2 separate regions of the Homo sapiens genome follow, and region 2 is linked to region 1. The links are chromatin loops, found by intact Hi-C in ENCODE. Cell type or tissue: PC-3. All regions are shown on one strand. Links, peaks and the distances in the headings refer to the core of each region. The heading gives the core; the rest is flanking DNA.

The links. Hi-C counts contacts between places; a loop is a spot of excess contacts. Peaks named below come from ENCODE experiments on the same cell type or tissue, not always from the same donor. Only the 100,000 strongest peaks of a DNase experiment are listed, where the experiment ranks them.
Region 2: it touches region 1 in a loop (3-fold over the local background); 1 of 110 quality-filtered maps calls a loop at or near these places.

The regions. Positions count from the first base shown.
Region 1 is chr14:33,646,206-33,659,775 of GRCh38, forward strand. The region is part of intron 5 of NPAS3 (neuronal PAS domain protein 3); the gene reads left to right. Among named protein-coding and RNA genes, the nearest start is that of SNORA89, 56 kb to the right of the region's middle. In PC-3, for the core only: no CTCF peak of the experiment used is centred there; no DNase peak of the experiment used is centred there; H3K27ac peaks cover 1,083 bases.
Region 2 is chr14:33,708,118-33,716,901 of GRCh38, forward strand. The region is part of intron 6 of NPAS3 (neuronal PAS domain protein 3); the gene reads left to right. It overlaps SNORA89 (small nucleolar RNA, H/ACA box 89), which reads left to right and starts at 820; the gene lies at 820-996. In PC-3, for the core only: no CTCF peak of the experiment used is centred there; no DNase peak of the experiment used is centred there.

The DNA.
Region 1 (13,570 bases), core at 4,590-8,589:
GGGAAGGGATGTGACAAAAATACCTAGGCTATGTTCATTGTTTTACTCATCATATATGGAACATGATATCATATGTACAAAGGAGTAGGGGAAATGCCATCTATAAGAATAATCCATTACACTTAGCTTAACCTTTTCTTACATTTTCTTAAATTTATTTAAGACCCATTTTCTCTCCAGCCTTAGAATGTGTGTATATTTGCCATTATTTTATCTAGTAAATGGATGTCTGCGTAGATGACTGGTCAATCAATTGATCAAAATAATGTAGTCATAGTTCTGCCTCCTAGTATCTATATAATTCATAACATATATGAGTAACGATGAAATTATAGAAATAAGATTCATGCACTCATGTGATCTCATAGTCCTTCATGGCTTGGGCCTGGATAAAACATAGGTATCTTACCACAGCAGTGCTCTAGCTCTTTTTGTTTTCAAATTGTCCAAGTTGAATAGTCCATCAAAACTGTGTTCCCTTCTTACCAGATGTCTCCTGGAACAACTTTGAAAATGCCTTTGTTTGTGGTCTTTGGTGCCTGTGAGCTAGCAGGGCAGTACTCATTGCCACTTAACCATTTGCTCACACGTTAGCAATTCTTCAGCACTCACGAAGAGATTTGAGTGGGTCCTTATTTATAACATTTTTTTTTTACCTCTGTGGATCCAGAAACTCCCCCAGAGGTATAGAGTAATCAGCAGCAATGACTCAGGCAGCAAAGATTATTGTTCATGTGCCTACATTGTGGTAGCAACAAGGAGATAGTGTTTCACAGTAGGAGCTGTCTTGTAGTATCAGCTGTCCTTGAAGTAATGGGTTTCAATACTTTTGAAACAAAAGTGCTGTTGATCAAAATGATGTGAAAGTCAGGTATATTATTTTCTCATGGAAGCAATGTTTATGTCCTTAGGCTCAACTGTGTGATATGAATGACCACACACTAACTTGCTTAATGAACTAGATAGTCTAAGTATCCTCAGAGCATAAATCCTTCCAGAATGCACCAAATGGCATAGCACAGTAAGCAATTTCATACACTTACTCAGTTTATTACATCTTCTTACTCTCTCTCTCTCTCTCTCTCTATATATATATATATATAGCCACATGATGAAGAAACACCTGTATCATCATGAAAAGAAGGCTTCTTTAGTAATATTTTTGACCAGCATCTTCGAAGTGTATTAGGATCACTTGATCACTCTTTGATATACTTATGCTGCCTTCTGTTTCTTACTGTATTGTCCCCATAGCAAACAAAAGCGGTTATGATCTAGTTGTTAGTCATTCTGTTGTATTTAGAAATGGCAGGTCTTTATTCTTTCCTGAACTATCATCTCATTAACACCAATTGTTTCACCTTGAACCAATTTGATTTTAAATGCATGAAACAACTGCTATTTACACTGAAATTTTTACCCTCTGACTCGGCATCACTTTGTTATTTCACAATGTCAAGGATGCCTCCCAGTTGTGGCTTAAGTAGTAGCCAGATTTGAAGCATTCAGGGGTGACTCAGTCCTGAATCACAAAATCTCCCACCATTCCATCCCAGGTCACATCTTGCATGTTCCCGTATATAGTTGGTTTCAGCTGCTTTTTCCTTCCATTGATAATATTTTTAATTCTAGAGCTCATATACTCAGATAAACATGTAAACCTATAGATACATAGTCACTCAAATGGCAGGCCCATTGTATAGAACATCTTACTAACTCTTGAAATTACCTCGAAAAATAATTGCCCATCTTCATAACAAAGATGGATTTGTTAATTTATAGTCACTGAACACCCTTCCTTGGTGATAACCTATTTAACCTCCCCTGCTACCCTTTCTTCTCTCTCACCCCTCTCCGTTTGATTTTGCCCCCAGGTTACAAGAAAGGCTTAGAACTCTGTAAAGCAGAGAAGGGAACAGATCGAGACTAGCAGCCTGTGGGACCCTTTTGCTGAACCCACCAGGAAGCAAAGTTACTGAGATGAATTTATCTATAAGGGGCTGTCTGCCCACTACAGGAACAGAAGCTGCTATCATGGGTGTGACCAGCTTTGTGTTGTGAATGTAAATCATTCCATTTCAAATTGCTACAAGCTGACTTTAGGTCCATTGAAAACTTAGGTCCAAATAATAGTCCTGCATATACACAAAAGTATAGTCTTCCAATTGTGTCACTTTTTGAAAATAACTTGGGCATGTACCATTTACATCCCTAACCTATTTAATGTTTTAAAACATTTTTCACAGAAAACTTGTTTAACATTAAACTCCTAGAAAGGAAGGCTTTATGGAAATCTAAGAAAAAGTGTCTAAAAATAATCTTTGAAGGCCCAATTTATAGAATTCCAAGTCAATATAAACATACATTTTCTGCTTGCTAATGAACTGCCATAGTTTGGCTTACAGGGACAGCACAAAAAGTATTTCTATCCTCTGGACTGGCATAGAGTTGAACACATCCCAGTGCGTGTGTGAAGCCAGGCTCAGAGGGCAGTGATGTCCTCACATCTCTCCCCTGGGTATGGGAAGACAGCCTGCTCTCCTTTTTAGTGGTCGTTTGGCTAAACCACTGTCATTTAGCCTCATAGTCCATCATCACCAGTGAAGCCCTCCAGAATCTCACTTGCCATTGTCTCTATTCTAAATTTACTCTAGTTTGTCAATGTCCCATTGGTGCTGAGGAGCACAGTGTGGCCTTGTGCTGCCCCCCAGAATTCTAGATGAACAGCAGCGAATTGTGAGGGTCCTTGCCTTGCAGTTTTCCTCTGTTGAGGAACTCATCCTGTGAAAGTACCCGTTTCCCAAGAACTTACCATTGGGAGGTAGAGGGAAGCACCCTATACAGGCAATAACTCAAATTTGAGTTCATTCTAACCAAAACTGGCCTTTGTTTCCATTCTTTAAAGGAACCCACAATGCCCTATAGGTTATGTATTCATTCAAATGACAATCCCAGTATACAAAACTTGATTGTCTCTCTGTCCATGCACCTCCTGTCCTAAATGAAGTGGACAGTTAACACCTGTTCTCAAATACTCACATGGGGCTGTTTAACTGAAATAAGGCACTTACAGCAGCTGGCCAGATGTCTTCACCTCAAAAAGACGGTTTCACCCTGCCCGTTGACAAAACTGGCTCAAGAGACATGACGCTGGAAACCAGCATAGTTACACCATCGAGGGTTGCACAGGGCTGAAAGCCCTTCAAAATCTGACTTAGTATGTCTGGGATGCCAACAGTACGGTACTGTAACAAATGTATAAAAGATGCTATTCCCATCTCATGTCACAAAATGGACACTTACTTTTATTGTAGAACTCGGCTATTAATATTTTATCATAGATTGTTTTATATACTCCATTGTAAGTTGGTTATTGTGTCGGATGCATACTTTGAAACTTAACTTTTTTAGTTCCTACATAAGGAAGGCTTCATGAGGTGGAAGAAGTGAGCTGAATTTTACTAATTTGGTAAGCAATAAGAAGGAAGAAAGGCCAAAAAGGAGAATAGGCAGGGAAGGGGAATAGGGTATGAAGAAGACAAGCTAAATCAGAAAACTCTAAGAAACAGACTGCATATAATAAAGGAAATGATGAATACAGCACTGGGGATGACAACAGAAATAATGAAGTCATCACAGTGGGTTGGCTGCAGAGAGAGAAACCAAGTTTGACCAGAGTGGTTGTAGTGTGGAAGGCAGGAAGGGCCAGGGAAGAGGTCTTTAAAGAATATATTTTCTGGCAAAGGTCAAGCCACCCAACCAATAGCTTTCAGACTTTAACAGGAGAGGAATATCCTGGGATTCCTGTTTAGAATACAGATTCCCTGGCCCCGTCCCAGGACAGTCTGATTTAGTGCCTTAAATGGGACCAGGAGGATGTGTTTTTAAGAAGGTCGACTGATTCTGCATTTTGTACAGACACAGGCAATACTCAGACCTCACTTCGAGAAAACTCTATAAGGAAAGCAAAGAAAATCTTGCGCATTGTAACAGCAGCAACTTATTAGAAGAGAACAGAGGTTGCTTGTAGGTAAGGAATATGCTACCTTAACGCAAGCAGGAAACAAGGCAGATTGACATAGAATTATTGCTGCACAGACAGACAGGATGTTTGAGATGCTGCAGGGATAGTGGGGCAAGAGAAAAGATTTCTTAAGTTTATTTCCCAGATGTAAATCAGCCTTTGCCCTTTGTAGCTAGAGACATCCCTCACCCCAATTGAAGAAAAAAAAACCCTCAAAGAAACCTATGAAAATAATTAAGCATGATAATTCTGGATTATCCTTAATTAGAGGGAAGCTCTAGTGAGCTCCGAGCTTTGGAGGGTCATCATACATTTGTTGCAAGTGATCTGTCACTGTTCCACGTGCACATTATTCATCCCTTCACCTCTGATCTTCCCCTCCTCTGAGCACAGCCCTCTGCAAGGACCCTGCACTTAGGCTGCAGAATAAAAGACATCCCCTCACACAGCTCCTGCTGCCACTGTAGATGACATGTCTCTTCTGGGGGCTCTAAGATGGAGAAAATCTTTTCCTCTCTCTCTCTCTCTCTCTCTCATTCTGTGCTGACTCCTTGGTGCCAGGCCCATGCCTCTGCCAGGAGCAGCAGCCTATCTCTCGTGGTGAGCCCCTCAAAGGACTTGGGTCCTTGTTGCAGGAGCAGGAGCAGGACCCAGGCCAGAACCGACAGACTTGAAGCAGTTCTGATGCCCATTGTAGGTCTGAGGATTCCAGCCACATGGAACAAGAAGAGGGAAAGCAAGGGAGGAAGGAAGGGAGGCTTGGCAAGAGAAAAGGAAAAAGCCAGATCAAACACAAAGGGAAGAAAGGAGCCAGACAAAGACTGCGGTCATCCCCTCTTCTTCTAAGAAAGACAGGTCAACAACCATCTCTCTGCCTCTTTGAGACTTTGTTCACAAGGCCCGTGCAGAAATCATCACACCTCCTACAACTTAGGCTGTGAAGCCTTTTTCGCGCCATGCAGTGCCATCTTCCTTTCTCCCGCCAAAGTGCTGCACTCTGCCTTTGTACGGGGACGTGCCACTCTGCATCAGTTAGTTGGTTGTATGTCCACTTTTCAGTTAGCACAGATCTGTCTTCTTCCTGGTACCCCGATCATACATAGGACATCACTGTTCATAGGCTAGGTGGGTAATAAGTACTTACTGAGTTTTCAAAGTTAAATCATTCTTTTCTCCCTGGATCCAGTTCCTTAAGTTGTTTAGCTTTATATTAAGGAAGTCCCTGAAGACTCTCTTTTAGGTTAGGGAAATTGAAATGCATTTTAAATAAGCACCATCTCAACTGATATAAGATAATTAGAATACAAATTATATATTAAAAAAACCCACAAGTATATAGCTTTGAGGTCAGAGCTGGGTCTGTAGTCCAGCTCTGTCACTAATTCCTTGGTGAAAGTCAGGAGACTTGTACCTTTTCTCTATACCTCTGTTTCCTCTATTTGTACATTAAGGATAATAATACCCCCTTTCTATAAGGTCATTATGAAGAGGAAAAAAACTGATATAAAAGTACCTGATAGACGTAAATGCTCAATACATGTTAGTTTGGTTTGTTTCCTTCCCTTTTAATTTTGGAGTAGGCCACTTTTGGTGGCTTATTTTTCTTTTCCTAGAAATAACATTTCTAGTGGGCAAAAATATTAAGTAGCACCCAGCGTTTCCATTAATAACATTAACAACATGTTAAAGTTTAAAAATGATAAGGCTTAGCATGGCAGCCTGCTACCCATACAACCAGTCATGAGGTGTTCCACATCCCAGCCCTGCCTTTTATTTCATTTTGATTTGTTTATTAATCATCAGCTGAGATTTTTGACAAATACGGTTAAAAATCAAAAGCTGTGCTTTGGAGACATTCATGCTACTTTTACTTGTATTAAATTTGCAAGGAAAATTTATGTGTAAGTAAATATGAAAACTGTGAGTCACTGTGAATATTTGTATGTATTCTCATAAAATTATCTTGGCATCCTTATATTTTGTTGTAATGGGTGTCAAGGACTTCTCTTTGCTCTAAATGGGAATATTTACTGATTAAGAGCTTGCTGTTGCATTCTCCTCTGCTATAACCTGAGGAAACAGCACCTTTTCACCTTTGAAACCAGCGTTTCCATATTACTCATGCCAGTCTTTTCTCACTAATTTTATGATTATAATGAGGCAGTGGTGCACTAGTTAGCACAGATGACCTTCTAATTGAAAGACTGTAAATTCAATCTCCATCTCTGGGCACCGACAGAAATTTAAATAAATATAGCTCCTAAAACCCTTGTGATGGGCTGGCCTAGTGACCAGGGGCTCGCAGAGCCCAAGTCATATGTCACAGGGGACCGCCGGCAACTTCTGGGTGTTAACTACAGGAGTCGTTAAAAGTAGGTTGCCCTCACGAAGCAAAACGAGATGAGGGACTTTTCCTTGGCTCTGATTCAGGCGCCATGCCTTGGTTCTCTGTAACATATGCTGAGTTGCTTTTTTGTCAAACTGCTTCCTAAAACTGGAGTCCGAACACGAGGGGAAGCTCCATTCTCAAATTGGACTTAAGCAGACCAGAAAAGTCTTATCTACCAGGCCACCTTTTGTCCACTGCCATTTATAGATTTAGATGCAATAAGCTGTCCAGGGCTATGTTGACATCATCCCCTTGCTTGCTGTATTCACCCCCATTTCTCACCCCCGTGACCTTGGACAGCAATCCAATTTAGGTTTCCAAAGTGAACTGCCCTGAGGATCAAGATGGGTGTGAAAAGCTGTTTTAATGGTCAGTCCGAGGAAGGAATCCATGGAGCTGTAATGCTGGCAACATTTGTACCAAATAATGGAGCACTTGCCCTTGGCATATTTTTGACCTTCCATTTTGCCTTTAACACTGTTACTTGTGTGTACATGTCTCTTATCGTGAGCCACCTTGAATCTCTTTGGGAAGCAAGTTGCATATAATTTTTTAACTAACTAGCTGCTTTAAAGTAGGTCCCTGGACCTTGCCAACAGCTACCTAAAAATGGCCCCGTATTGCTGACAATGCCTTAAAGCTGACTCTTGGGTTGTCAGCATGGTGCGTCTTTATCCTGTGTATATCACAGAAACACAATGGAAATTTCCCATTGCCTTTAAAGTTCTGCATTCTGTATATTTGGTTGTTAGACAAATAGAGCAAGCTTTGCCGACTTCATTTTCATTCTTGGCAGCATGTTTTTATCATAAGGCAGATAGTCATTAATTTACAGAATCAACGCTGGGAACAGCTTTTGTGATCTCATATTAAATTTTCCCCTGAATCCGCCCCTTGGCAAAAATTACTCACATCGTTAAAAAATATTTAATTAGGCTGTAGTTTATACCCAGCTCACTGGGGAAATGTTGGAATTAATATGATTTGCATGAATTCTGTTTCTCTCTTTCTGTCAGAGATTAGTTTTGAATTCAGTTCAGAGGGTCGTTGACACTGCCAAGGACTCACAATCGTGAAGGTCAAACAGGTAGCAAATACTTCCCTTGGGTAGGTTCCCTGAAAAGACAGCTCAAAATTGCTTTTAATTATGGGTTACCTGAAAGGCCACTTGCTGTTTTTATTTTTCTACAGATCCCTGAAACACTGCATGATTGGAAGTTTTAGGTAAACCATTTTATTCCTAACTAAAACAGGCCCGTTATTGTGTAGAAATAGATGTGCCTAAAGGTGTGGTCCCCAAATGATTTTCCTCGTAACTCACTGATTTCTGTGGTTTGTTCACAAAAGAGAAAGTCTCCCCACCTTGAACTGGGATGTAGAGATGCTGGATAAAGGCAGTCTTATAAGACAGCCAGCAGTGAGTAAATTTTCTACATAGTAATGCATCTGCTTGCTTAATTATCTTTCAAAAGATAAGATACAATGTTTAGTTATGCATTTCCTTGTTTATTCTTCCATGGGTTAGGAACAAAACCTTAGGGAATCCACAATCCTGTGCCATTTTTTTTTTTCAAAAGAAAATTTAATGGAATATTTAATTAATAATCTAATCAATCAATTAATCTCAGTTACATAAGTGTTGAAATCTAATTCTTTTTCACAGCTATATCAATAAAAGAAGTGAAATGGCTGCCCACTTATCAGGATAATAGGAAGCCATTGCAGACACAAAGAAGAATTGAAATTGTATTAATTCTGCTGCACTGGTTCTGATTTGCCAGTGTTAACAAAGTCTTTCCATTTTAGACAAGTTTCGGTTCACCTGCTGGGACCACCAGGTAGATATTTTATGTCCTAACCTTTTCCAGTGGTGAAAAAAAGTGACGATTAGATTTTTTTAAAGAAAAATTCCCAAAAATTTAGGCTCTGCAGCTCTAAGTAAAGACGCATTCCAAATAATAAAAGGGCATTTAACCTCTTTAGACATTACCTTTGTCTTTATTGTTAAGTTTAAAAATTATAAACCATCTGCCTTCAAAGCATGTATAGACCACACCATGCTGCTGACTAGCCAACTGTTGGTGCATAAATATTTATATCCCAAGTGATTTCTATGGGGCTTCTTTCAACACTGGAAAGGTGAGCTGCAGTTTGACCCTCACTTCAAAAAATCCCGAGTCAAGTCACTCACAGGGAGTGGATGCCAGGTGTATCTATTGCAATCATAGTTTTATTTGATGACACTGCTCATGAAGATCACCACGTGTTCCTGATTACAAAGTGTTCTAAATTGGAGGAAACTTAAAATGGGAGAAAGGAGGAAGGCTAGAACTTTCTGAATACATATACCCTGCTGGACACTGCTATAGGTGATTTACACACACGATCTCATTCAATCTTCAGAACACCCTGCAAGGTGGATGTAACTGCCTCCACTGTACGGATGAGGAAGATAAAGTTCAAAGAAGCAGAGTAGATAGATCTTTTCAGTTCAGCCCCTTCCTTTTATACATGAACCTGGAGGGAATAATACCCACCTAATCAACACAGGGAGGTAATCTCAAAGCTGAGACTAGAACCCAGTTCTCCTAACTACCTGCATAGCCCTCAGGCATGTGTCTGCATTTTCCCAAATACACCCTGTGACCAGCTCAAGCTGACAAAAGTATTAAATAAAAACTAGCCCAACTTTTTCTCTATATACCTTTGGCTCTTTTTTTTTTTTTTTTTTTTTTTTAACAGCAAGTGAACTCTTTTGCTTTTCCCAGATAAATCCAAGCATGCATGTGGCTTTGTGAAATCTTTTAACACAACAGGGCAATGTACATCCAGCTAACTGGCAGAAGGCAATTCATATAAAAACTTAACAGCACTTTTCTACTATTCTTGCCTGAATATATGAAAAACAAAATATATGACTGTAAGAGAATGGGTGAGAGAGAACAGTGTTTACATTACCGGAAATTTTACAAATGCACGTAGCACTAGGGATATTAACTCAGCTTGGAAAAAGGAAGTGGATGACTCAGGAAGCCCAAAGAATCCTTTTCCATTTAGTTTTCTTCATTGTTGTTTGCTTTCGCCTTGTTGTTGTTTTGGGTTTTTTGTTTTGTTTCGTTTCTCCTGTAGTGGCCTTTTTGAAGAGTACAAGACTGCAAGAACTTGTACCCCCTCATATCTCTTCAAGGTAGTAAATCTCAATATTTCATCCCATAGTCTCAAAAAACCACAAAGTTGGGTAAAAGTCATACCGTTTGCATCAAGTTTTCTATCTATTTGCAAACAAACATCCTCTTTTCCTTCACTCTGAGCAGAAATAAATTATGGGAATAACTCTTGAGGCCATAGTCTAAATAGGGACATTCTGAGGCCACCAGTTTTCTCACTTGGTGGTTGTGCCCCACCGCATTACCAGATGCCTCTCTTGTCTCTATTCCTACTGCTGTGCTACTGAAGCAAAAAATAAGTTTAGTATCGAATTTCTGTTCAGTCAGACTTTCCACAACTAGACCTACTTGAAAAGCATTGTGTTTGAGGTACACTGCAAACAGAAGACTAGTAGTTTGGGGACTTTCTTAATGATTGGCACAATTAAGTACTGTGCTAACTGTGTGGCATGTATTGGTTTCTCTTATCAATTGTAATTCAGGGCAAGGAGTCCACGTGGGTAATGATTGTTGTTGTTCTTATTATTACAGCTGCCAGTTATTAGCTGCCTAACATATGCCAGTCACATTATTCATCTTATTTAATTCTCTCAACAACCCAAGAGTAAGTTGTAAAAGTCTCATTTTACAGATGAGAAGATGGAGGCTTACAGTTAGAAAGTAGGAGAGCTGAGATTCCAACTCTGGCCTTTTCAACTCCAAGGTCAAAATGCACCCTTCCTTCAACCAAAGCAATGTCTGAAACAAAGATCACTGGAATGTGACACAGACTGATTTCTTCTTTTTAAAATTTTTTAATTGAAATTGTGTGTATTTGAGGTGTATAGCATGATGTTTTGATATACATATTCATAATGAACTTAGTGAACTGAGGTTACTCTAGTCCAGCTAGAGTTTACATCTCTTTTCACAGTTACCTTTCTTTGGTGGTGAGAGCACTTAAGATCTACTCTTTGCAAATTTTAAATATACAATACAGTATTATTAACTGTAGTCTCCATGCTGTACATTAGATCTCTAGAACTTATTCTGTGTATCTAAAACTTTGTACACCCTAACCAAAATCTCCCATTTCCTTCACTTCCTCACCCATTATCCAAAGAAAATGAAATTAGTATGTCAAAGAGATATCTGCCCTTTCGTGTTCATTGCAGCCTTATTCACAGTAGCCAAGATACGGAATCAACCTAAGGGTTCATCAGTAGATGAATGGATAATGAAACACACACACAGAGGAATATTATTTGCCCTTAAAAAGGTAGATCCTGCCATTTGTAATGCCAATGAACATGGAGGACATCGCGCTAAGTGAAATAACAGCAGACACAGAAAGACAAATACTTCTATGTGAAAGCTACAAAAGTCAAATTCATAGAAACAGACTGATTTATAGCCTTGATTGTGCATCTGATGCAGCTGTGAGACTGTAACAAGCCCCTAAAGTTCTGAATCTCAGGTCTTTAGTCTGACATACAAATGATAACAACACAGGGTCCCAGAGAGGAGAGAGGCCACATACAGAAAAGCCTTCTAAGGTCATCAGTTTAATCAAACCAACAAGCATTTATTGAGCACAGTGCTAGGTGTCTTGGGAACTATAATGATGAATAGGATATCATCCCAGACATAAAGAAGCCTGAATTCTAGAAAAGACTTTAATATGAGTATACAGTTAACTAAGTAGAAAGTGTAGTTTCTTAAGTTCCTGGAAGAAGTCATTTCCATTTCCTCTCCAACTATGACATTTTTGATACTGAAGGAAAAAGGACAGATGAAAATTGATTAGAGAAAGTTTTCCTACAGCATGTGTGAGATTGCTTTAATAAAGAGGGGAAGAGGAAGCGGGAGTCAGGCTCTCTTTCCACTTTACTATTAATACTTCCCTAGACCCGGTTGCTGGTGACTCAACACTATGCTGGCTGCCCTTGGCAGGAGTAGTCCTCATGGATTTATTTTTCACATAAAATTGTTCAAATACACAGGCATTAATTATGCAGATTATGTAAAAAAAAAAAAGATAATTGTGTTACTCTTGCAGTGGGAGTGGGGTGCGTTGCAGTCAGTGGATAACATCTAGTTCTAGGTGAGGGATGTCAAATTGACTGCAGGAAGCGATAGAAATGCCAACTCTTCCAAGTAAATATCGCCACTTACTCCAAGCGCACGCTCCTCGAAGCTCCTACAAATCTTAGGTGTCGATTTTCTGGGATGCCAGCCACACTCCTTTCCCGCCTCTCAGCCCGAAAGGGCAGCAAGCCTTGCCCAAGCTCTTTCTGCTATGGTTTCTTTCACCTTTGTGGCTGCCACTCTTATAATAAGTAGACACTGTAGAAATTGAGGGGAACTGTTTATGTGCTTAGAAGACTTTATAGATGTTTCCTAATTCATTCTCCTCATCAGAGGAAGCAAAGATTGCCTCTTCAAGACAACAAGTTAAAAACTGGAGAGACAGAAAAGGTACAGTGACTTATCCAGCCTCATTTCAAGAATCAGTGGTGAAGACAGATAGAGGAGAAACAAGAACAGACTTTTGTTTCCCAGGCTAACATTTAAGCCAGTAGTTTATATTATGACTTTTTATATTAATAGTGTCACCTTAACTTAGTTGGTCTGTTTCTATCTTTTTCTTCTGTTTTGAAAACTGATTTCACATATCCCCCGAGGTAATGCAGTATACCAGCAAGTCTAACACAGTGGTTCTCCCTCTACTTCCATCAATAAAACACGTTCTTTAAGCTAAACCTTTGGGAATGACCAAAACCAAATAAAACACACCAGTATAGAGCTGCTCTAGTTGGAAAGTGAGAGAGAGAGGCCTCAGAGGTATCCCAGGGACTCCTTAACCTGGAGCCCATAGGTAGGCTCATGTCATCTATAATTTCCTCAAATGACTTGCAATGTCAGGGGGAGGATGGGGAAGGAAACCACACTGTTCATTAGAGATGCAAAGACTCTGTGATCCCTGTGGATCAAAGGCAGCTGTCTTTTGGTTCAGCATGAGACCCATCTTCATCCCCCACTAATAGTGTATTAATAATGCTCCTGAATCAAGTTGAAGTGGTTTTGAGTTTCTAATGGCTATGCCGTACGTTTGATTCTAAATCTCAAAAGATCAGATTCAACAGCCCAACTATGGGCTCCTGTTAATATAATGAATAGGTAGGCATAATAGATAAGCTGCCATATTACTCTGGGACCCCAAATAATTAGCAAACCCTTCTGAATCACCTCATTTCTCAATACAATTTCAATGCCGTTTTTTCACTTACTTGCTCATTCGTTCAATTAACACATAGAACATTTTCTATGCACCAAGGTTTGTAGAAATGAATTAGATATGGCTGCTGCCCTGAAGAAGCTTACAGTCAAGTGAATGAATATACACTTACACTTAATATACGCCAGGTTTCCTTTGTTTTACACATTGTATGCATTACCTCATTTAATTTTGACCACAGGAAGGTAGATGCCATTATTATCTTTACTTTATAACAGAGGAAACGCCAGAGTAACTTGCCCAAAGTGGGTAATGGTTTCATTCCCAAGCCATTTGCCTCTAGAGTCTACGTTAATGACCAGTGCCTTCTATTAGGAACATGTAAGAGCGTTAGAAAATCTCCCAGGACATAGCTCATTGTGTCTATACAATTAGCCATGAAACTGGACCTGACTGTCCCAGAACCCAACCAAATATTCTAGTCCAACAAATGTACCTTGTTTGTCTGGCTATCCTGGGAAGTCCCTTTTAGCAAACAGAGCAAGAACTTATTAGCCTCAAAGACAGAACTTCATTTCTAAATGACACAATTAAAACTAGAACAAGAGACTTAATAATAATTGTATACAGTCAGCCAAAGCCATTAGATTGTAAGGAAGGGCTGACTGTCAATTCTACTAATAGTTTACTAGAAACCATACCTTTAATAATCTCTATTTCATCTAAGGAAGCAAAAAAAAAAGTAGCATTAGAGTGATAATGACTCATTAGTG
Region 2 (8,784 bases), core at 4,785-8,784, 62 kb after region 1:
CACCGTGTTCATGGCTGCAGCAGCTGCCCTAACGTAGGCAGGTTTCGCAGCAGCCACCCAGCCCTGGGACAGTGAGCCCAGAACAGACCTCTCAATGAGCAAGGCGGTGTCCTCGGAAGAAACCGCACAGTGATAGAATAATAGCAAATTGGAGAAGACTTAGGTGCTTTAGAATCCTTTGAAGAAGTCCCCAAAACCATGGATAAAAGGGAGTACTGGTGGGTGTGATACATTTTGACTTTCAAAGGACTTTAGGTAAGAAAGAAAGAAAAATAATAATAATAATCCTTGCAAGAGGCTATTGAGCCAAATTGGTAACCATGGGGCAAGTGTTAAAATTATGTTACATCTTAAAAACTAGTTAAGAGATGGAAGGCAATGAGTAGGAATAAAAGGCCATTTCTTTCTGTAGAAAGAGGTTAATTGTGGGGAGCCCAGGGGAGAAAACCAATACAGGCTTTATTCAGAGTCTTAACGACCTGGAAGAGGAAGATGAAAAGCAAGATGGCAAAACTTATTGATGAAAAAGAATTATTTAAAAGTATTTGAGTCATGGAAGAGTCAGAGAGTCTAGAAAACACAGACACATGGAGGTGGGGGGAGCAGGACGGGAAAATTAAAAATAACCCAGCAAGTAAAAATTCAGTCGAAGCAGGCAAAGGGCAATGCATCTCTGAAAGGCAGAGGAGCCCAGGTCATTCCAGGGCTCAGCATATGGGCACTGCTGTCCTGAGTGTGTGTGGGTCTTTGGTAGGATTGACTGAGACTAGGGTTTGGTCATGCAGAGGCTAGCTTTTCTGCCTCTACTAGACCTGAGCACCTCAGTATTTCATTTTCTCCATTTGCAAAGTAAGGACAAGAAAATTGGCTTCATTTGTAGGTTTACTGAGAGATTGGATCTATTACTGATTGAAAATAGATCGGAAAGCCCAAGTGAGATGGTGTTACCCCCATATATTTATTGATTGAATGAGTGGACAGTTCTCCACAACACCCAAGTGGCTTTTGTATTCCACTCTTCTGCCTGCCTGCGGCACATAACTGAAGCTCTTTTCTATTCACAAAAATAACTGCTTTATTTCTACAGATGGCACCAAAGCATACCCTGCGCGCGTAAGTCAGTCATTGTCCCCTGGAGAAAGGTGGTTGTTCATGAATAGGAGGTTAATCAGCTTCTTATAAATTTTAGCTATTTCAAATTTAAAGGAAAAACCGTCCCACCCCGAAGGCTGATGAATAATATCACAGGATGCCAGGAGAGGCAGAAGTGAATTCATACTCTCTGCTACTTCCCGCCCCCATTCTCCCATCCCTGGCCATCTGGAGAACAGAGCCTACCCTCTGAATAAATAACTCGGGAGGGCAAGAGTTTAGGTTGACTTCATGGCTGAATTGGATGATGTCAGAGAGTAACAGCACAAGGAAAGTTTGGGGAGTTGATATTATGAGTAACATTTGCTAAGTTCTTTCCAGTGTGAGAAGTGCTTTCACATCCATTATTGAGTTTGATTCCCACAAGGGCCAACCCTGTGTGGGAGTCCACATATCACCATTTTATAGATGAGAACACTGAAGCCCGCAAAGGTTTACCGCCTGCTAATGAACAGCCAAGCCCAACTTCACCATGGCTGTTCTAATTACAAACCCAATCCTTTCTGCTTCACCAAATAAGAGGAGGAAGAAAATAAGCCTGCCCTTCCTCAGGACTTAAATATCCCCCATGCATGTAGGATGGTTGATATGTATCATGCTGGGATTTTTACAGACCACTCCCTTACCCTCCCACACACTGTGCACACAGCCCCACGCCCAGCCTGGAGAGCACTGAAGGTAAACCGAAGTGGCGACTTCAACACTCACACTTGTGTTAGCAAGAGCAAACCACCAGAGAGATGTGTTTACACATTCAACATTACCCTTAGGGAGTCTGTGGAGATTGTGATTTCTATTTGCACTCATCTTATGTTAGTGATTTTCATATTACATTAGCAAATTTAATCTCTGCTCATGTGATAGGAAGTTACTAACACAATGCGACTTGATGTAACAACTTTCAGACTTTGGTGGCAAAGGCAAAACTTGTGAGCAGAACGCCAATTCCAATCTCTAATTAAAAAATAGATCAGAACACAGAGACATCCGCAGTTCCCATATTTTAGATCTAGAATAGAGCCAAAGTTGAGGGTAAAGAGTTTGTATCTGAGAAATTTGTGAATGGGGACAAATAGCTTGAGGAATCACTGCTAGGCTTGAGATCTTATCTTTCTTGTCCTGAGTTGATAAAGGGTCATTTGTGAACCACATAGCTTCTTATCCACCAGACTCACTGGAACCTCAGCAAAGTGTGGGTGTTGAAATCACCAAAATAATGATCAAATCTCACTCTATTAAGCCGAGGCCGCATTCTTCTCCTACAAGCCCTTACCCTTTTGGCTGGAAAACGAATGGCTCAGTCTCATCAGGCGTGCCCCGCTCCTGACTGCTCTCTGCTGTCAGTGCCGACAAGGGGAGACACATCCAGACAGTGGGTCCCCGGAGAAAGGAAAAAGGAGTGCCCCAAGTGAAGGACTGGCCCCAGGACATTGTGCTATAGGCTGAGTGTCCCTAGGACATTCTGAGAACTAACTCTAGTGCTAACTTTTATTTATTCTAGGCTTCCATAATGCAGCCACAGAAATTGAGACTGCTTTAGAATCATGGTAATAAGCTAGAGAAATTTGAACATATCTTACAAACAAACCTTTATTTCCGTTATGTACATGAGAAGTATGTAATTTAGATTACCAGGTAGCCAGATATGCTGAGATCCAGAAATTCATACAAAGTGCCAAGGTTCTCAGATCATAACCCAGTCTTATGCCAAACACAGAACTTCTCGAATATTTGCTTTAAAAGTTCTGCTGGGAGCAAGCGCAGGTTTCCAACTCTCTCACCTTCATGACTGAAGCCCGTCTACTATTAGTATTTTTCTTTTTACCAGACGAGGATTTGTTGCTGTAATACATACGTGCATGCACTGTATAATAAAACTTTCCTGATTATCTTATAACTGCACATTAAAAATTTACTAAGATAAAATTAATGTGATTTTAATAACATTGTTTTAATATACAGAATGTCAGGTGACAGGGAAAAAAATCTATTTTGAATTCAGCATGCAGTATGCCTCTTTCAGCACCTTCGTAACAATAACTGAACTGGCGGACGAGTGTTGTCTGTTAAGATTTCTGATACGCACGTCCCAGGGGAGATGGCTGAAGTTGGGGCCTTTTAAAATGCGACCGGACAATGCTTTTGAGACTATAACATAGAGAACTTCCCTGGGTGACAGAGAGACCGGGCCAAATAAACGTAGATAGAATGTTGTTTCCTGTACGCTTTTCTGTAAGATTCAGCCAGAGTACATAACTTCAAAGAATCTTTTGATGGAGAAAAATGTTTTCATTCGCCTGTTTTATGATAGTGCTGCAGGATACTTACAGTTGATTTACTATAATGACAGGACCTAGATATGGTCCCAAAGGAAAAGAAATCCTACTTTTCTTCTGCCACCTACCCATCACATTTATTATTCCCAGCTAGGGGGTGTGGACAGGCAAGTGTCAGGTTAAAGGGAAAGATGGTCAGAACATGGTGAGCAGCGATCATTAGATTCCTACCAGGGTCACTCGCACAAGGCCTGTGACTCAGGGCAGTAACGTTCCCATAGTCAGGTGCCTGCTCACTCCAAACCCCCAAGAAAGAGAGCAGACCTCCCAGTTCTGCACGGCTGCTTAGGGGATTTGAGGGGCCAGGGAGAAGTAACAGTCTGGCTTCTACCCCGTTGGGCAGAGACTCAGCTAAAGGAAGTGCCAGGACACTGTGCTGACCCACTTCGAGCCCTTCCTCTCCGTTTGTTCTCAGGCAGAAGAGATACAAAAGCATCACTATGGCATGGTGAAAAGTTGGAGAAGCATTCTGCAAATTGACATGCAAATAAGCACTCCAAGTACTCCACTTTGTTCTAAAAATTCCCATCACTGGGAGCTGTAAAAAAACACCAATCAGAAGAGGGGCAGTGATGGGAAGGACCTGGTGGTTTTGCAACCAGAGTCTCCCCCTTGGAGGGATTGCTTCTGTACCACGTTCTAGCCTCAGCTGGCACAGGTGAAGCAAAACACCCCCCACCAAATGACCAAGAAGCCAACAGATTTAGATGTAACTGATCTGTATTCTATAATAACACACACGCATTCAAGTGGCATCTGCTATGAATGATATTAGCTGTCCACACAAGCAAATAAGATGCAAACAGGCTTCATACCCTGGGTTCATGAAGAGAAGCCAACTATATCAAATGAGACAAAGGCAACTGTCTCCACAAAGCCAGTTCCTGCACCTTGAGCAAATGCACAACTTTTTTAGTGTTAAGGACATTCAAGTTCGAGACAAAAACAAATCCCTGCCTTAATCACGTAATCACTGTTTTTTAAATCACCACTGCCTCTGATAACCTAGATGTCAAGACCCCACCAACAGTTCCTATGGCACACTATGTACAATGCTAAATGAAGTCAGATATCACCAGGAAAGTGAAGTCTCTGACTTGTTAATGGGCTACACCAGGCTGCAGAATGTCTCTGTGGCTTAATTCATGATACACACTAGAACCTGAGAAACCCAGTTCATTCTTACAGTGGGCAGTGCAGGCCATGGGTAAACAAGGTATAGCACATGGGACGGGAAGGAGAGGTGTTAAAGGAAATGCTCCGAAAGCTAGGCTCTTTACTGGGAAATTAGAGGATTCATTCTAATTACAAACCTGCCATTTATAATGTGTCTCCCTCCTCTCATCAACAGGAGGCACTTTCTCTATGCTGTGTGGGGTCATTTTGCCATATTCATCTCTTACTCCTCCCAATTATCCCAGAGTCAACCCTTCTGAAAATGATCATCCCTTCTTCTCTCTTACTGAAGGTGTTCTTTGTCAGGAAAGCCAAGCCACACACTCAAAGTCCTGAGTTTTGTTCCATTTTATCATCTACTATCTGCCAACAGAGATTAGTTCAATTCTGTTATCAACTCAATTGATTTACAAGGTCTCATATAGTAAGTCGAGAGCAAGTACAACCCCAAGGCTGGTTAATTCAATGGTCCAACGTGATTACAAAAAAACAGGTTCCTTCCATCGTGCTACTCTTGCCCCCTCAACATATGAGTCTCATCCTCAGCCTTATCCCTTAGTTAAGTTGGTAGCAATAACCATAGCCTCACAGCCATGTCCAGATGAAGACAAGGCATGTTTGCTTTTTTGAGGGAGGAGGGGGTCTCCTTTTAAGTTTAAGCAAAACTTCTCCCAGAAGCCCCATCTGGCAGACTTCCCTAACTTCTCATGGTAGAATTGCATCAGTGCCTATGCAGTCACCTTTGGAGGCATGCTTGATGCTTGACATCTCTCTTCCTCTGACATCCACATTCAGTCCACAAGCATGTGCTGTCAGCTGTTGCTTCGAGATACATCTTGAATCTGACCTCATCTCACTATTGTCACCACCACCATCTCACCCTGCACTGCGGCAGCAGCCTCCTTGATTGTGCTCCCACCCTCTGTCCTTTAGTCTCACACAAGAGCCAGATCATGCCTCAGCTCTACTGAAAACTCCCATGGGGCCTTTGTCATCATATTTAGAGTAAAATCCAAAGTTCTTCAGGGTCATACCTGTGATATGTCCATAGAACACATCTCAGCATCTCTCTGCTTTTATCGCCATCACTTTTCCTCCCAAACTCTGCTGTGTCCACATTGGCCTCCTTGCTATTCCTCAAACACATGATGTTCCTACCTCTGGACTCTTGTACAGGCTGTTTCTTCTTCCTGGAACACTATCTCACCGGATATCCAAAAGGGTCACGACATTCCTTCCTTCAAGTCTGTAATCAGATGCCCCCTTCTCAGTGAGGTCTTCTCTGGCCACGTTATTTAAAATTACAACTCTCACCTGCACATTGTGCACATGTACCCTAAACTTAAAGTATAATAATAATAAAATTTTTTAAAAAGACTAAAAAACAAAAATTACAACTCTCTCCCTCAGCATTTCATATTTAATCCTCTGTCTTATTTGTCCCCACAGCATTTCATACCATCTAGCACACTAGATCTTTTTTCTAAATCTTCTAATGGAATGTAAGCTCTATTAGGGAGACATTTTTTTTCTTTCTCCTCCCACCCGTCACTCTCCTACTGTAACTTCAAAACCTAGAACGGTGACTGGAACCAGTAGAACTTCATTAAATACTTGTTAACTGAATAAATTCTAACACCAGCTGTGGACAACTGGACCCCATGATGGCTTACACCAATTACGATCCATACTTGGGGGTGAACTTGCTTTCCCTGAAGATCGTAGCTGGGCACAGGAAGATGGATACTTGGGAGGAGATAAATGCCTGGGGGAAAATTGAGTCTTTCTTAGGAAAATAAGAAAGGAAGACTTTGGGTAAGAAGTCAACAGTACTAACTATATTTTCTTTAATTTATTTCCCTTTTTAAAAGCAAGAGAGATAATTATCAAATTTATCCTGGAGTCATGAAAAATACCTTACGTCACTGATTCTATTTTTTTCACATTTTAACATCTCTGACTTTGGAGTGCATCTTACAATCACTGTCATCCAATGATCCCATAACTGGCAGTGATGTTTTCTTTCTTGGTGCTTCACAAAAGGATGGGGCATTCTTAAAATGGATGGGGTCTTAGATTCAATGACATCTCACTTCTGATGTACAAAGTGATGCTACAGAAAAAAGAAAATCACCATCATTGTCCATAGACATGTAAAGCTGGCAGTTATGACATAAGCCAGTCTTGACATCTCTCATGATTCCCAGGAAAACTAGACATTCTCTTTTTCTCTTGCCTTCATATTGAGCAGCTTTGATTTAAGATAATGTCTGAGCAGAGAAGCTTTGTTCAGCAGTGTCATTTGACCCAGATTGTATGTTTTTATAGCTTGAGCCAATTAGTTAAAGTGACTTTGACTATAATAGGGACCTGTGACTTTCCTCAGTATTATTGCATTAGTCACCCTGGAACAGTTTCTGGCTTGTGTTTGTAAGCTGGCTCTGATTGTGCCTTTCTCATTCTGATATTTATATGATTTGTTGCTGTCCTATAAAATAATGACCTTTGAGTCCTTGAAAGTAAACCCTCTCTGATTCTGTTTATTTCAATAAGTCCTTGGCACTTGATGGCATAGTGTGAATCACCTTTACTGTCCTGATTGCTAATTGAAGTGGGTTGTTTTTCAGTATTTTAAATCTATATTAATTAAATGAGCATTGGGCTGGGAGTAAGGAGACTCCTTAGAGTTGTACTCCCAACTCTGTTCCTGGGGAACAGGATAAACCTGGGAGGTCGCTTACTCTCCCCTGCTCTTGCCTGTACATGGGGAGATTGTTCTAGATCAGCTAGCTCTATACGTCTGTGTTGGAATGGGCTAATGGTGCCAGTCACAGTGTATGCTTAATTTGGGCTACGATTCCAGCCTCCATCACAAGTCTGGGCCTCAGTAAATGTACTAATTTATCTACAAAATAAAGTTTAATAAACACTGATATGGTTTGACTGTGTCCCCACCCAAATCTCATCTTAACTGTAGCTCCCATAATCCCCACGTGTCATTCGAGGGACCCAGTGGGAGGTAACTGAATCATGGGAGTGGGTTTTTCCTGCGCTGTTTTCTCATGGTAGTTGAGTAAGTCTCACAAGATTTGATGGTTTTATAAAGAGCAGTTCCACTGTGCATGTTCTTTTGCCTTCTGTCATGTAAGTCATGCCTTTGCTCCTCCCTCGCCTTCCACCATGATTGTGAGGCCTCCTCATCCATGTGGAACTGTTAGTCCATTAAACCTCTTTTTCTTTATAAATTACCCAGTCTTGGGTGTGTCCTTACACAGCAGTGTGAGAACAGACTAATACAAACACTGACCATGAACTCCTTGGGGGCAAGACCACTATCTCATTGGTCTTTGTAACCTGTCTCCACACAGATACTACTGGTTAGAGACAGTATCCATACAATTCACTTCTGTATCTCAACTGCCCAGCAGAGTGTAAGTGCTTCATACATATCTGCTGAATGATCAATAATTGGAATATGGTACTCCAGCTACTGTTTCGTCTTAGCCGTCATGGAAACCACAGCTTTTCATTCTCTCCACCCTTTGTATCATGATTCTTCCCTATCTTGTTTTTCTTGTTTTTCCTTCTCTATGTCTACTTTTGCTTTTATTTTCTTTTCATCTGTTTTTTGTCTCATTAGTATGTCATGTTTCATTAGTATGTGTTCTAATCCCTTTTTTGTGGTAAAATATACATGACATAAAAGTTATCATTTTGCCATTTTTAAACATACATTTCAGTGGCATTAAGTACATTCACATTGTTGTGCAACCACCACCCCTGTCTCTAGAACTTTTTCATCATCCTAAACCGAAACCCTGTACCCATTAAACAGTAACTTCCCATTTTTCCCGCTGGAAATCCTTGGTAATCTTTATTCTACTTTCTTCCCCTATGAGTTTGCCTGTTCTAGATATGTCATATAAGCGAATTCTCATCCTTTTTTGTGTTTTGGAGTATTTTCCTGGTCGTTGTGCCCCTTCTTTTAGTCTGCATGTCCTTTTTGTTGCTGTTGTTTCTGAGCGCCGCCCCCACCCGACGATGGCTCATTTTCTCTGTCCTCCTATGCACCCTCAGCTGCCATCAACTGTGTAGCATTTCCTTTACATCTCTCATTTCT